Linked DNA regions of Homo sapiens: region 1 is linked to region 2. Evidence: read pairs that join two places in POLR2A ChIA-PET (ENCODE). Cell type or tissue: GM12878. All regions are shown on one strand. Each heading gives the region's core, and the rest is flanking DNA. Links, peaks and the distances in the headings are about the cores only. Region 1 overlaps LOC100130691 (Putative uncharacterized protein FLJ44553). Region 2 has its middle 250 kb from the start of LINC01117.

Region 1 (8,521 bases), core at 311-8,310, 440 kb before region 2:
AAGGATACTGAATACTTTTTCCTGGGCTCTAAGTTTAGAGACAAAATCAAGCCCTAAAATGAACATGCAGAGAGGTACTGAGACAGTATGGCATATGAGGGAGTGAAGGAGCTGGGACAGGCCTGCATTCATCTCAAAGACCACACCAGTCCAGTGCTACACACCAGCAACCCTCAGCTCTGAACCTATCCCTGGAATCAATACTCAGCTCACTCCTTCCAGAGACTCAGGAGCCTTGGAAGTATGACACACCCAGGACAAAGCTGAAGGCTAAGAGGCCTAAATGTTCTTCCACTCCCACTAATTCTGCATCTGTGCAGCCCACTAAACCCACCATCCCTCAGACCCTCAGTATCCTTAATGTGTGTCCTAGAGGGAGTTCTTTCAATGAGTTATCCTTTTATGAACTCTCATCCTCATACTAGACTCAGTTTCCCATTCCACCCTGTGGTATTGTGACAAGAAATATATTTTTGGGCCAGGCGCAGTGGCTCATGCATGTAATTCTAGCACTTTGGGAGGCCAAGGCAGGTGGATCACAAGGTCAGGAGTTCAAGACCTGCCTGGCCAAGATGGTAAAACCCTGTCTCTACTAAAAATACGAAAATTAGCTGGGCGTGGTGCCAGGAGCCTGTAATCCCAGCTACTCGGGAGGCTGAGGCAGGAGAATCACTTGAACCCAGGGGGCAGAGGTTGCAGTGAGCTCAGATTGCGTCACTGCACTACAGCCTGGGTAACAGGGTGACTCAAAAAAAAAAAAAGGAAAAGAAATATATATCTGGTCTCTTCCCCTGGTTCCTGGCACACAGCTCCTAAAACCCTTGGACTCTCCAGAGTGATAAGAGTGCCTTTGGTATGCTAATAAGACATTGGTGGCTGGGGAGCCCTAGATAGCTTCAAGAGGGGTGCTGATCACCGGAAAGACCAAGGCATGATTAGAGGGTTGGGACTTTCAGCCTTACCTTCCAACTTCTAGAGAGGGTAGAGGGGCTGAAAGATGAGTTGATTACCAATGGCCAATGATGTAATTAATCATGCCTACCTAATAAAGCCTCCATAAAAACCCAAAGGACAGAGTTCTGAGAGCTTCCAGGTTGCTGAACATGTAGAGGTCCCTGGAGGGTGGAATGTCTATAAAGGGCAGGGAAGTTTCATGCCTCTTCCCCCATCCCTCGCCCTGTGCATCTCTTCCATCTGGCTATTCATCTATATCCTTTGTAACATCCTGTATTAGTCCCTTCTCGCTGCTATAAATACCTAAGATTGGGTAATTTATAAAGAAAAGAGGTTTAATCGGCTCAGAGTTCAGCAGGCTGTTCAGAAAGCACAGCAGCTTCTGCTTCTGAAGAGGCCTCAGGAAACTTACAATTATGGTGGAAGGAGAAGAAGAAACACACACATCTTACATAGCCAGAGCAGAAGGAAGAGAGAGAGTGGGGAGATGCCACACACTTTTAAACAACCAGATCTTGAAAGCACTCACTCACTGTCACAAGAGCAGCACCAGGGAGGAAATCCGCCCCCATGATCCAATCACCTCCCACCAGGCCCCACCTCCAACACTGAGGATTACAATTCGATGAGAGATTTGGGTGGGGACACAGATCCAAACCACATCACATGCTTTGTGATGAATGGGTAATGTAAGCGGTGTTTCCCTGAGTTCTGTGAGCTGCTCTAACAAACTAATTGAACCCGAGGAGCAGAATCCTCATAGGAACCCCCAATTTATGACCAGTCGTCAGAAGTATAGGTAACAACCTACTACTTGGAATTGGCATCTGAAGTGGAAGCAATCTTGGGAGACTGAGCCTTCTGCCTGTGGGATCTAATGCTATCTCCACGTAGATAGTGATTATAGGAAAATTGTGTTAAATTATAGGATAATTATGTCCACTGAAGAATTGGTTGTAGGTAGAGGAAAACCTCCAGACATTTTGGTGACTGGAAGTGTTGTATTGGTTGAGTATGTGAGATTACGAAAAACTTTTTTTCTTATATCTCTTACATTCCCTTTCCTCTAAAACTTTTCCTCTATGACGTTGGGAATCTCATTCCATCGTCAGCAAACTCCCTGATACACCCAGCCTCTTCAATGACCATTGTTTATTATTATTATACTTTAAGTTCTAGGGTACATGTGCACAACGTGCAGGTTTGTTACATACGTATACATGTGCCATGTTGGTGTGCTGCACCCAATAATTCGTCATTTACATTAGGTATTTCTCCTAATGCTATCCCTCCCCCTCTTTAGCTATCTAGGTATTTCTGTGAAACATACCTGACTTCTCAGTTTCTTGATTCCATCTCCAATTACCTTCTCCATTGTGCTTCAATCACTCAATCCCATGGCCACCCCTAGGCCATGTCTTCAACAAACCACAGCACCTCTGAACCCTTGACTTTTAAGTCCTCCAATTCTTTTCATTTGGTTATTTTCACTACGTTTATCTTCCAAACTTATTAAGATCTGCAGTCTTTCTGCTTTCTCCTTTCTCTTTATCTATAATAAGCTTGCTGTCCCCTATTCCTTATCTACTGAGGAAGGACTCCATGACTCATAACATTGGCCTCTGACCGGTGTTCTCAACTCCATTACTTCATTATTCTTCTGGTTTATCTGCCTGACAAATTTTAGAGTGTATACCCTGAATCCAGCTGTCTGTCTTGGCCATTCCTTTACCTAGGCTGTTGGGCACTGTAGGAAAAAAATCACCCTGTCACACAGATTGGGGCTACCTTAAATTTATGCTCAGCAACCTCAAGTGGGACCTCACTGCTGCCTGCAGTCCTACTCTATTCCCCGGCCTGCTTGTTTTCTCAGCCTCCAGAGGGGCTATTTCAAGGATTTGCCTCTTCCTGCACCTCCCTATGTTGGCCTCTCTACCTTCTCATTCTCAATTGGTGATTTTTTTTCCCCCACATATCAGAGTTGGGTGGGTGTGGATGTTATGAGATGTGAGCAGTCTCAGTTTTCCATAACAACCTATACACTTTTTTTTTTTTTTTTTGAGACAGGGTCTCACTCTGTCGCCCAGGCTGGAGTGCAGTGGCATGATCATGGCTAACTGCAGCCTCAACCTCCTGGGTTCAGGTGATCCTCCCACCTCAGCCTCCTGAGTAGCTGGGACTACAGGCGCATGCCACCACACCTGGCTAATTTTTTGTAGAGATGGGATTTCCCATGTTGTCCAGGCTGGTCTCAAACTCCTGAGCTCAAGCAATCCACCTGCCTTGGCCTCCCAAAGTGCTGGCATTACAGGCATGAGCCACCACACCCACCCACAACCTATAAACTTACTTGCATCTTTATACATTTTTTTGACCTTGCCTCTTATTATAACAGAAAAACTCCCCCTACCTCCATCCAAGGCCAATCTCTTGGCCTGATGCTCTGGGTCCCATCTCTCTCTGACTTCCCATTGACCTCACTCTCTCAGTTATTCCTTCATACTCCTACCTTTATATTCAACCCCTTCCTCTCCACTGGCTCCTCCCTTCTCAGACTAAAAAAGCCACATCCTCTTCCATCTACCGTCCTCTCTTCTCTTGCCAGTTAAACTTTTTGGAAAAGTTGTCCACTCACTGTTTTAACTTCCTCACCTCCCACTCACTCTCCAAAATTCCTCTCTCCAAAATAACCCATGATCTCCATGTAGCTAAATTCAAGGGGCACTTTTCAGTTCTCTCCTTATTTGACCTGATGGCAGCATTTAACATATCCTCCTTTTTGATACTTTCTCTTTCCTGAGTATCTATGGCACTATCTACCTGCTCCCAGATAGCTCTCTCCATCTCCAACCCTTCTCTTGAGCTTCAGACCCTATAGGTTCCACAGGCATCTTAAACTCAAACTGAACTCATTTTCTCTTCAAATCTGTGTATCTCCTCCTGAGTTCCCCCTGGAGGTAGCAAGCACTGCCATGGACTCATTGCTGCAGCTAGTCACTTGTGTATCATTCCTCACTGTTCTCATCATCATACCTCATGTCCAATTGCATCACCAAGAACTCTTGATCCTGCCACCTGAATACCTCTCCTACCTTTTTTCTTGTCTTCTTTCCCCTCTACTCTCATCAGGTCTCACCTAAACCCCTGTTTCCAATCTTCATCTCAAACCATTCACCATGCAGTAGCCATGTGAGTGTAATGAGCAAGGAGTCTCACAGATGCAAGAGTCCACAAACCCTCAGGTGTGCAGTCATGGGATGTTTTTTCCTGGAGTAAATTTGATTTTGGAATCTGAACCTCCAGCCTTCCTCCTGGTGGACAACTTCATCTAGATTATCTTAAATGAATTCAGTGATTTGTCAACTGAGATTCCATAAATACTTCAGTTCAGAATTCAGTTTCAAACCTTCCTTCCCCTGTTCTTGCCTCTTACTCTTGGGCCTCTTGGGGCTGGCTACCCAAGGGAAGTGGGGAAGAAGATGGAGGTCCATGTGTGAGTAGCGGGTGGGGCTGGGGGAGCTGTCCATCTAGTCATTTCTGGGGTCACTCTAAAGCTAGCCTGAGCCGCTAATACCATTGTTGCCTATGCTCTCAGCACAGGCAGGCCCCAGTGTGCTGTCTAAAGTACCAGATCCTGCTAGCTTTGAAGGGTGGGGATGGGCTGTCTGGGTGCACATGCAGGTCCCATGTAGCTTCATCTCAGAAAGGGGCAGCCATGTCCCCCATAATGCCACGAAGTAATCCAGGAACATTCCTTCCTTTTGCCCTGCACATCTGCTTTCTGATCAGATCATTTCTTCTCCCCTCACAGCATAGAGGTGAAAAACCAATTCACATTTACACATTTGTATGAGTTGGTTTCATTTTAATTGTTTCATTTCTGAGTTAAAGTGCAGAGCCCTTTGTATTTAAATTGTGCAATGTAGAGTCTAGATTTCTCTCAGCAGCAGACAATCTCTACAATCATTAATTTGCTTTCCACTCTCCTGGCGAAAGAGTGAGGTGGGGTGTGTGCATGTTTGTCTATGTATGTGTATGTTGGTGGCAGGCAAGGAGCAGATGGGCAGCCCAGAGCCCAAGTAGAGAAATGAGTGGAGAGAATACATTCCATTAATACTTCACATATTATCCTGTCATGTGTTCTTTCTAAATCACAAATCTGAACAGGTCTTTCACTGTGTAAGCATCACTTACAGATGCTTAAAGCCATCTGTAGCTTCCCCATTGCCTTTAGGATAAAGTCTAAACATGTAAACTTGATTTACAAGTTAAGATCTGTTTACAGATGACCTTTCCCACCTCATTTGCCACAGTTTCCTCTCTTCTGTCCGTTCCATGGGTTCACTGTACTCTGTTGCCTCTGGACTGTCTCACATTCCTAGAAAATTCTCTTCAACTTTTCCCTACACCTCACTAATTCCTGCACATTCCTCTGATCTCCAGTTAAACACCACCTCTTCCCTAAGTCCTCCTTGACCTCCCTCCTACCTCTGACTTTGATTTGTCCCTGCTATGCACACCCATAACCTTCTCATATCATAGCACTTATCATATTCTAACTATTTTGTTTGTTTTCCCACTTGACTATTAATGCTTTTAAGACAAGAATATCTGTCTCGATCAGTGTTCACTCTCCAGCACTAGCACGTATCTGACACCTGATAGGTACTCAATAAATATCGTTAAATAATAAATGAATGAATGACTGAAGAATAAATTGAATGTGCAAGCCAGGTGCTGGCTTCATGTGCCCTGTCTTATAGCAGGACTTAGTACTTTATTGTGTTTCCCCAAAAGCAAATAAACTCCACAGAGTAGAGGTGAGTAATGTGGATTTGACCAACAATTTTATGAGGAGACATAAAAGGAGGTTTAAATGGAGACATTTCTATTCTCCCCTCAGTGTTCCTCTTTGGTTTCCAGATATTGGGTCTTCCTCTCTTTTGACCCTCCCTTCCTCCCATTCTCTCACCCCCAACTCAGCCTCTACTTCCCTTTTCTAGGCAGTATCACTCTGAGAGGACTATGGAGGATGAATCGGAGAGAAGTGAGGCTAGTATCAGGGAGTTCCATTTAATAGACAATTTAATGAGGCCAGGCAGAGATGATGAAGGCCTGAGTTAAGAAAATGACAAAATGGCCTGAATCCCAGGACTTTGGAGCCCCAGGTGGGAGGATTGCTTGAAACCAGGAGTTCAAGACCAGCTTGGGCAACATAGTGAGACCCTGTCTCTACAAAATAGAAATTTTTAAAAAGGGAAAAGAAAATGACAAAATGAAGAGGAGGGGGTGGGTTTAGGAGATGTTTGGGAGGGAAGATCAATAGGATGTGAGAACTGATTGGATTGGAGTAGAAGAGAAAGAGGAATATAGGGCATGTGTCAAGGTTTGGTGAATGCAAAAGGAGAAATAAAGAAAAGAAGAGAAGAGTAAAAAGGGTAGGGGTTGAGAGTTCCATAGGATTAGAGTTATTACCAAGGGACGTATAAAAGAGAATTAAGTGGAGAAGGACCAGTATAAGGATTATAATCACCTGAGAATCTAACAGGTTAGAGACCAAAACTGGTATGGGCACTAGTATTTAAATTGTGTAATGTAGAGCCTGGGTCCCTCTCAGTGTCAGACGATCTCCACAATTGTTAATTTGCTTTCCACTCTACTGACAAAAGAGTCAGGTGGGGTGTGCGTGTGTTTGTCTGGGTATGTGTGTGTTGATGGGGGTAAAGGGGCAGGTTGGCAACCCAGGTAGAAGGGAAATAATTGTGTGATTTTCTTTAATAACTTGGGCTGCCAATGGTAAGAGCTGAGAAAATGGGTGGTAGGTTGATCCAAGACTTGGGATTTCTGAGACGATGGGGCAGAAGGATCAAGGGGCGAAATGATGGATGATTTTATGAAAACAATGTTCAAAGTGATGGACAATGGCATCTAGGCTCAACAGGGATAGAAATGAGCCAGGATGGGGCTGACAGATTGAGGGGGGAGGGTGGGGATAAAAGAGCAGGGGCCATGCCTGGTGCAATGTTTACAGGAAATAGGAGTCCATAGGATGCAGGACCCAAAAGGAAAACAAATTGTGGAAAGGAGAAGTTACTCTTCCTTCTCTGAAATGAAACAGAAAAAGAGATATCATCTTTAAGTATTTCTCAGTAGAGAAAAAGCAATGAGAGGATACCCACATTGGAGAATCTTGATTTCTTCTATTAAGCAAAAGGAGAAAGTTGCATACAGTGGGACTGGGGCTTGAAGGAAACAGGAAGGATTTAGAAAAGGAAAAGTGAGGACTGTGGAAGGAAGGAAATTTTGAAAAATCAGAGAATTACCTGGGAGTAGTAAAGGCTCAGCTGGGACCAGTCAGCTGATATTGGCTTGGGTCAGATTTTTACATTTTTAATTTAATTTTCAGCAATATCTTTTGCTTGGGAGCAGAAACAGAAAGTACATGATGGACTTCATTGAAGGATGGAGATTTGGAAGACATGAATGGATGAAGAACCAAGTGCGTGAGGGCACCTATCAGGATTATTGCTGAAATCCTTATGGAGTTAACTGGCTGAGAGGAAGGCAAGCAAGCGAGGACTGATGGGCCCTTGGCACTGTGAGAACAGTGGAGGAGGAGGGAGCAGGGTTCATAAGGAGGAGCACAAACAGAAAGTTCAGTGGCCCCAATAAAAATAACACCAGAATCTTCCAGATACTTTCTCCATAAGGCGAAAAGGTAAATGCCCCTTTAAATCATTAACTAAACTGGCACTTAGATCTGGGCAGGCTCTCCCAGATTGGGCTGTTCCGTTTTGCCAGGAATTGATAAACTTCTGTGACCCCTCCAGGGTGAGTGAGCATGATCCATCTTCCCTGTCTGGACAAGTTTGATCCAGCCTCCTTCCTCCTGCTGAAGCAGGCCTGAGGTGTGTGCCAGGATTCCATGTCTTATGCTAATACTCACATTCCACATACCGGCTCTTGCTGGTACTGCCTTTAGGCTTTTAGAAGGCCGTGCTTTTACCCTCCCTGGCTGCACCCCTTACTACAGGGTGAGGAGACTGTGGCACCTAGGGGATGTGTCCACTCAGAACCACATTACCACATTGCTCCCTTCTAGACCACACTCTGGATAACTTGGACCACCTCAGGATTCCTTGCTCAAATGCCCCAAGCCCACTTCCAGGGCCTGCCTAGACTTCTTTTCCAGACCCATCCTCCCAAGGGCAAACCATGCCACTAGTGTGTGTGGTCAGCCTGAGAGGTAGCCAAGGATAGCCTATTTGCAGAGGCATGCACAGGGTATGGATGCGTGAACTGGGGCATCTACATGCATGCATGAGAGGGCCTTCTCATTCAGAGTCAAGGATGGGAGGAGAGGGGAACGTTTCAGGTTGGGGTCCAGCTCTCTCCATGCCTCTTTGTCCTGGTGCAGAACTCTAAGGATTCCAAGCATTGCACATTCAAACCTGACCTTCAGGTCTTTTGGAAGTTAGAGTTATCAAGGTAGGAAAATGGAACATATTTTATTTAACAGTTTGACTTGACTTATAACTTTCTTTTTTTTTTTTTTTTTTTTTTAGAC
Region 2 (8,521 bases), core at 226-8,225:
TTGAATTTGATTAACTAACTCTAATGAGATACTATCTACCTCCTAGTGTTCTTGTCAAGATTAAGTGGAATAGAGCTTCTGAAAGTATACAGTTTTTGTTCAGTGAAGTATTTGGGCATAAATATTTCTTCAGTGATTACGGATTTTTGTTTCAGGTTATTATCCCAAATATCAGCTCTTATTGTTTTGTGTGGCTGGAAAAGATATGGAGTGGAGTTGAATCAGTATAAATCTTATATTTCTTTGTGGAGGAAAGTTCTGAAATATTTTTGGCAATTTTTCTCTCTGTTTTACAAGTAAAGGACAGATAAATAAAATCAGTTTAAGGAGTCCACGTAGCTGGGTTTATGCTGGTCAATATGTTGCTATCATTATTGTCACCAGGCACAGTAGTATTCATCCATCTAAGACAGTGTGCCGTGCCTTAACTGTGGCATAATGGTGGTGGTAAGGCAAGAGGGACATTGATGAGTAATCTTAATTATTTTCTATACAACATTGATGGACTTTTTCTGAGTTTGGCAACTTCAATATCTGTGGCTCCATGGGACTAGTTTTAGCCAATTAGTCTTTGGCCTCTTGTTGCTGTTGAGTCCTGTCTCCTCCCTGGCACATCATAACCACCCTGCCAGCTGATGCTCTTCCTGTCACCTGCTCATGCTTGGAGATAAATAAGGCCAGTGCTCTGATGTCTCCCAGTTGCTGGCCCCATTGCCATTCTCAGCCTGCATCTTTCTTCAGCCTCTGGCACTATAGCCCATCCCTTTTTCTTAAAAGCTTTCTCTCCACCTCTACTTCACTGAGATTTCTGTTGGTTCTTCCTCTTCTTCTCTGACTCCTCTGCTCCCTCCATTTCCATTAGCTCTCCCCTTACCCTGAAATCAGTCTTTGGTGCTATTCCCACTCTATGCTCTTTCCCTGGGAGATCACATCTGTTCCCATAGGTTGCATTTCCAGGCAGTGACTCCTAATCCTATATCCCATTCTGTCAGTTCCTTGTGTGTTGGATTCTGAGACATCTGAATAAAGTCAACAAAGGAGGCAATCTAAGGTGGAAGGCCACTGTGAGAGATTTCATCAAGACTTTTGGAGACTATTCTTGGAGTAGGGTGGGTGTCTATGTAGGAGAATACTTAAGCACAGTAATGGAGCTTATAGGGGCTGGCCAGGGCCTGTAGCAGCTTAGAAGTCTTTGAATTGTTAGCAGTTATCACTATTACTGCTACTACTACTACTACTATTACTACTGCTAGCAATGCTTATAGAAATGTAAATACTCTTTAAAGTAGTAACATTTAAAGTTATTTACAATTAATCCCTTAAAGAGGATGATTTTACCACTTTCTATGAATAAGGAAATGCCTGGCCAACAGGTATATGAAAAAAGTGTCCAACCTCATTAATCATCAGAGAAATGCAAATTAAAACCACAATGAGATATCACTTCACGTGTGTTGGAGTGGTTATTATAAAAAATATAAAAATAAAGTGATAGTGAGGATGTGGAGAAAACGGAATGCTTGCATATGTTGGTGGGAAGATAAATTAGTACAGCCATTATGAAAAACAGTATGGAGGTTCCTCAAATAGTTAAAAATAGAACTGTCATATGACTTAGCAATCCCACTTCTGAATATATATCCAAAGGAAATGAAATCAGTATTTCAAAGAGATTCTGCACTCCCATGTGCATGGCAGCACTATTCACAATAGTCTAGATACAGAATCAACCTGAATGTTCATTGACAGATGAATGGGTAAAGAAAATGTAGTTTATATACACAATGGAGTATGATTTAGCCTTAAAAAAGGAGGGAGTTCTGTCATTTGCAACATGTATAAACCTGGAGGACATTATGTTAAGTGAAATAAGCCAGGCACAGAAAGACAACCCAGGCACAGGAACACAAATACTGCATGTTCTCAGTTATATATGGAATCAAAAAAAGTCAAACTCATAGAAGCAAAGAGTGGAATAGTGGTTACCAAAGGCTGGGGTGGGATGGAGAGTGGACTGGGAAGATGTTTGTCAAAGGATACAAAATTTCAGTTAGAAGAAATTCATTCGAGAGACCTATTGTACAACACAGAGACTATAAAGTTAATAATAAGGTATGGTGTACGTGAAAATTGCTAAATAAATGTCTTGAGATGAAACCCGAAAGTGCAGAAGGTGGTCCCAGGGAGTGAGCCAGGAAGGTGAAGGAGCAACCTTCCTGACATTCCCGACAAGGTGGAATCATCCTCCCACGTGGACGCTGCATCCTCCTCCTGAATGGCAGGCCTGCCTCAGTTTTCAGCTCCTCACACAGACAGCTGATGGCAGGGCCACCTTCCTGCGGTGCTGCTGGATCTTCAGTCACAGACCATTGTTCCCTGCAGGAAGACTAGTGATTTTCTGAATAAGGTGATGTTATCCTGATGACAACATGCAGTTCCCTGACTAGGTTTTCCAGTCCCCTTTATATTATTTTCAAACCTGTCAAGAAGAGACCATATTCTCAGGAGAGATAATATGATTGGCCCAACTTAGGCCATCTCTGCCCTTTTTTTTTTTTTAGAGATGATATAGTGCAAACATAGCTGCCAAGGGGTTACCCTGCAGGGTAAGGAAGGAAGCTCCCAGACAGGGGTGGTTATTGGGATCAGAGCAGTTATTTCACAGGGCTCTTCTACACCTAAACAAATTAAAAATATAAACAGTAACATTTCTATGTTCTTCCTTTAATGGCTTTGATGCCCAGTGCATTATCGGTTGGTATATGTCCTGAGTCATTTTATCCATTAGTAGTGGTAATGGATAATGTTTAAAATGTTTCCAAGGAAGCAGACATGTGAATCTCTTACTAAAACTTTCTGTGTGACTTTGGACAAGTCACCTGAAGTCATAATTCATCTGATGCTAATGGCTCTTGAGCACGGACCTATGTTCAACACCAGTCGAGTTCAGTTTATTACCTATGTCAGTCAGCCTGGGGCCAGTAGTGTTCATCTGTAACCATGCAAAGGGGTAAGGTGAATGAATCAAATAGAAGTGGAATTGAGAAGTTTACTGAAGACTGACGAGCATTAACCTCCTAAGTTAGCAGAGGCTGATCTAAGGTTTTGCTGAGTAGTGGTGGTGGTCTACTTTAGGGATTTTTAATTACTCTTCTATTACATTGCAGTACATTTATAGCACAGATTCCCACATGACAGCCACTTGTCTGTTTGGGGCAGAATGCAAGTTTTTACAGATTGAGGTTTTTAATATCCAGTTTTGCTTTGTGTATGGATGTTTTAGAGCATAGTTTGTAATCATGTATAAATAATACATCCCTTATGAAACTAACTGGAATTGAAGGATGACCTGACAATTTGATTTAGGTGTTTTTACAGCTTGGTGATAAGAATGAACTCTTCTTTCCTTCCTCAAGACTCATGTGCAGCATCTCTTTGGAAATAGCCAGGTAATCTTCCTGGGGCAAAATGAAACTTCTCAGGTCCTATGTCATCTTTGTGATCCTGACATAAAAAAAGAGAAGAAACATGACAATGGAAGTGTATAATTTCAGCTGAAGCATATTTCAGTTTTGTATACTCAGGATAATGAAAACAAAGACATTACGGTAGGGGAGGGAAGGAGAGTCCCTTATTTTTGTCTGAGGTTTGCTGAGCTAGTTTGGAGCCAGTTTTGTTATTTCTAATTCAGTGGGATGGCTTGGGGTGAATTCTATCTTGAAAGTTTCACTTGCTGGATTGGCTGTGACCTAAATCTAATACTTATGCAAAAGTCTGGGAGCTATTTGCACTATTGCTTCCAGAATAATATTTATAAATACTTATTGAGTAATTAGTATATGGTAATCAGTACTCTAATATTTTAGAGGTTTTGACTTACTCAGGCTTCAAAACAAACTTATATTGTAGCCATTTTTAAAATCTCCATCTTACCAATGAAGAAACCACAGAGAGGTTAAGTCAGTTACTTGAGGTTGCACTGGTGATGAGTGTTGGGACCAAGATTCAAATTCCAGCTGTCTGACTTCAGAGCTGAAGCACCTCACCACCATGCTAAACTCCTGGGAACCATTTTGGCTCTGGGAAAGATGATTAACCTTTATGTCCAATTCCTTTGTTTTTAAAGGGCTATAACAGTACTTCCTGCCTCCTCAGCGCAGAGAAGTGTTCTGAGATTAATGGCAGTGTGTGTGCATTTCAGCCTCTGTGTGCCTCTCCCTTTATGCACCAAGTTCCCTTTGAAGTCAATTAAAGGCCTATGTGTGTATGAAGGGAAGCAGAGGCCTTGGCAGGTGAGGGAATTGTGTAGATGTTGTAGGAACCATATATAAACCACTTTTATTTTCTTGGAAAATGATCTATATAAACATCAAGTAGCGTGAAATGCTTTGTATTGTGTGTTTGCAGATAACACTCCCCCATATGTGGATTCTCCTTTGGAAGTCACAATCCATGGAAAGTGCCCTTAGGGAATAATTTTGTTTCTGGTGTTTGCTTCTCAGGTAACTCACAAGCTTCTTAAGGCACGAACCAGGTCTGAGTCATCTTTACTCTAAAAGTTTCCTAATCTTTCCCTCCCCAGTCCCCTCTTGCATCTGCTTTGGTACTTGGTACATAGTAGGTGCTCAATAAAGCTGGGAGAATTTGATTTTGTGTAGCAATTTCTCAGTTAGTTTGATCCCTAATAAGGAAGGCCAGCTAGAAGGGCAAGAACTTTTTTTGAAGCATTTTGAAAGCAATTTAAAACACTAATTATAAGAGAAAGAGAGTTTGAGGAATAGAAGCTAGTTGTCAGGAAGTGTTTCTTGACTGAAAGAAATGTGAATATCCAGACATTGTATTTCAAGGGCAAGGCTACCATCTTCCTTGACAGATTTTGAATATTAGGATAGTTGGAGTGAGTCAGACCTAGTTCTACACAGAAGTACGGGAGCTGAGAGAGAAAGAGGTAGTCCCCCTTCTGGGCTCAGATTTCATGGCTGGAGTATGGAAACAGCAAGGAGAATCATTCACTGTGGATGGGGTGCAAAAGTCAGCATATTGGCACACTTTTAACATGGATCTGGCAGACGCAGTCTCTGCCACAGGAAATTGTCCCTACTAAAGTCGTTAGCCCACTTAAACTTTCTTAGACAGAATAATAATACCTCCTAAGGTTTCCACAACAGGGAACATCTGTTTTTCAGATGTTAACCTATCCAACATGTCCACCCATTGTAAACAGTAGTTGAATTAGGCCAACTTTCTGAGTGCTGTTGTTTTATACTCACTTTAACATTTATCAAGTCAAGGGATGTAAAAATCTACTTAGAAGCCAGTAACTACTTTCTCTCAGGAATTGAAACTTAATATCCAGGAAAATTTCTTCCTTGGCATTCATCATTCTTGGAGCTAATTAATTTGGGTCTTTGTTGTTCTTATTATCCTAAGGAGGACAAAATAACCACAGTAATTTCACTTCCTAACAACAGTGAGGATCAGCGACTTTTATTTTCATTTCCCAATCAATTGATTAGTAAATTAATCTATATATTTTGTACCTATTCTGTAGAAATCATCACGCTAATTTAAGGGTAGGGTGTCCTTCAGGAATGCAGAACAGGTCAACATTAGAATACTTATTACTACAATAAAGGAAAAACCAGATAAGTCTTCTCATAAGGCAGGAAAGCATTTGATAAAAATCAACATTTAACTGATAAAATCTTTTAGTTAAATGAGATTATAATGATATACTTTAAAATAATAAAAATGTATCTGAAGACAACAGCTAGAGCAATTTGCATGAAAAGAAGCAACAAGGCAAGGATGTCTAGTTTTACCATTATTCAGTGTTGTTTGGCAGTCTTCAACAATGCAATCAGACAAGAAAAGGAAGTAAGAGGTGTAAGTATTGAAAATAAAGTAAAAACATTTTTACTTTCAGATAGGAATCAAATAAAGAACTAATAGAATCATTAAGAGAGCCAGAAAAGTGGCCGGTCGCAGTGGCTCACACCTGTAATCCCAGCACTTTGGGAGGCCGAGATGGGTGGATCATGAGGCCAAGAGATCGAGACCATCCTGGCCAACATGGTGAAACCCTGTCTCTACTAAAAATACAAAAATTAGCTGGGCGTGGTGGCACGTGCCTGTAGTCCCAGCTACTTGGGAGGCTGAGGCAGGAGAATCACTTGAACCCGGGAGGCGGAGGTTGCAGTGAGCCGAGATCACGCCACTGCACTCCAGCCTGGTGACAGAGCAAGACTCCATCTCAAAAAACAAACAAACAAACAAAAGCCAGAAAAGTGATCAGTTGTAAATATACAAACAAAGCAATAGTCAAAATTGACCCTTTTGTACTTTTAACTGAAAATTTCTGATTGAACAGGATGATAAATTTCATTAGTAATAACAACAAAATATAATATTGGTAGAAATAAACAACAAGAAAAGTACAAGACCCAAATTAAAAGAATATATATATATATATATATATATATATATATATATATATATATGAACTATTAGAAATAAAAGAAGACTTGAATAAATGGAGATAGAATTACAGGCATATAGGTATAGATGTAGATTACAGGCATATAGGTATAGATATAAAATATCATGTTCTTGGATGGCAGAATTCAATATTGTGAGGAGGCAAAAATTTAATGCAAATGCAATCAAAGTTCTAATGGGATTTTTTGAAATCTGACAAAAATTATATAATTCATTTGGAATAATATTACACAAAAATAGCTCAGAAAAGAGTAGTGGGTAAGGTGCTCTAAAAGAGATAAAAATGTATTTTAAAGAGTCACTAATTAGAACAGGGTGATACTGGCCATAACAGTAGAAATCAATCAATGGGCCAGAATAGATGTCCACAGAATGGATCTAAATATTCATTAGAATGTAATATAAAGGTAAAGTAGAAGGATGGTTTATTCAAATAAAAGACATTATGATAACAGACTAATATTTGGGGGAAAAGTTTAGATCCTTACCTCACACTTTACATGGAAATAAATTTCAGATAAATTAACAATTTTGATATGAAAAAATAATACTATTAAAATGCTGGAAGAAAATATGAATATTTTAATAATATTCTAACAGGAGGAGACCTTTCTAATACAATACTAAATGCCAAAACCGCAAAATTTTGATAAAGTACATAAAAATGTAAAACTTTAGTGTATATGTATGTGTATGTATATGTGTGTGTGTGTATATATATATATATATGTACTTAAGGTTACCAATGCTCAATGAATATGCTTGTACCACTCATACAAGAACTTATATGCTCATATGCTTGTATCATACCAGAACTGATGGGAAATTTTTCAAGCTAGTTGTTAAACAGTCATCATTAAAAATTATGTAAACTTTCAATTAAATAAATTGCATGAAGAGCAAAGGCAATAAATACATAAAACAACCTATCTCTTCCTAAGTATTTTACTATATTTTGCTGTTACCTATCTCTTGAATTTATTTATATCTATTATATTTATATGGTGGAAATATCAGATTGCAGGGAGGAGGACAAGTGGAATCTGGGACTAATGCCACCAACACCTTCCATGTCTATTCCTTGTTATGCTCTACCCCTTTCTGCTTGTTAATATCTTCCTCTTCTACTGCAGACCAGTTTCTTTACGGCGTTGGGACATGGTACCCAGTAACTATTATACTCCCATCTTTGATTTCACTGCCAGAGAGACACAGAAGCTCTAAGACATGCTTTCTTTTTTTTTCCTTGTTTTTTTTTTTTTTGTAGGTAATTTTTTTTTTTTATTATTATACTTTAAGTTCTAGGATACATGTGCACAACATGCAGGTTTGTTACACAGGTATACATGTGCCATGTTGGTTTGCTGTACCCATCGACTCATCATTTACATTACATATTTCTCCTAATGCTATCCCTCCCCCAGCCCCCAACTTCCCAACAGGCCGTGGTGTGTCATATTCCCCACCCTGTATTCATGTGTTCTCATTGTTCAACTCCCACCTATGAGTAAGAACATGCAGTGTTTGGTTTTCTGTCCTTGTGATAGTTTGCTGAGAATGATGGTTTCCAGCTTCATCCATGTCCCTGCAAAGGACATGAACTCATCCTTTTTTATGGCTGCATAGTATTCCATATGTGTATATGTGCCATGTTTTCTTAATCCAGTCTATCATTGATGGACATTTGGGTTGGTTCCAAGTCTTTGCTACTGTGAATAGTGCCACAATAAACATATGTGTTCATGTGCCTTTATAGTAGCATGATTTATAATCCTTTGGGTATATACCCAGTAATGGGATCACTGGGTCAAATCATATTTCTAGTTCTAGATCCTTGAGGAATTGCCACACTGTCTTCCACAATGGTTGAACTAATTTACACTCTCACCAACAGTGTAAAACTGTTCCTATTTCTCCACATCCTCTCCAGCATCTGTTGTTTCCTGACTTTTTAATGATCATTATTCTAACTGGCATGAGATGGTATCTCATTGTGGTTTTGATTTGCATTTCTCTGATGACC

What was found. ChIA-PET counts read pairs that join two places held together with the same protein. Peaks named below come from ENCODE experiments on the same cell type or tissue, not always from the same donor. Only the 100,000 strongest peaks of a DNase experiment are listed, where the experiment ranks them.
Region 1: POLR2A ChIA-PET joins it to region 2 with 10 read pairs; 2 of 35 experiments call an interaction of 5 or more read pairs at or near these places.

The regions. Positions count from the first base shown.
Region 1 is chr2:177,322,236-177,330,756 of GRCh38, reverse strand. It overlaps LOC100130691 (Putative uncharacterized protein FLJ44553), which reads left to right. Exons shown (of 9, transcript NR_026966.1): 6 at 7,361-7,518. Among named protein-coding and RNA genes, the nearest start is that of MIR6512, 13 kb to the right of the region's middle. In GM12878, for the core only: no CTCF peak of the experiment used is centred there; a DNase peak (open chromatin) is centred at 4,990.
Region 2 is chr2:176,881,842-176,890,362 of GRCh38, reverse strand. No RefSeq gene overlaps it. Among named protein-coding and RNA genes, the nearest start is that of LINC01117, 250 kb to the right of the region's middle. In GM12878, for the core only: no CTCF peak of the experiment used is centred there; no DNase peak of the experiment used is centred there.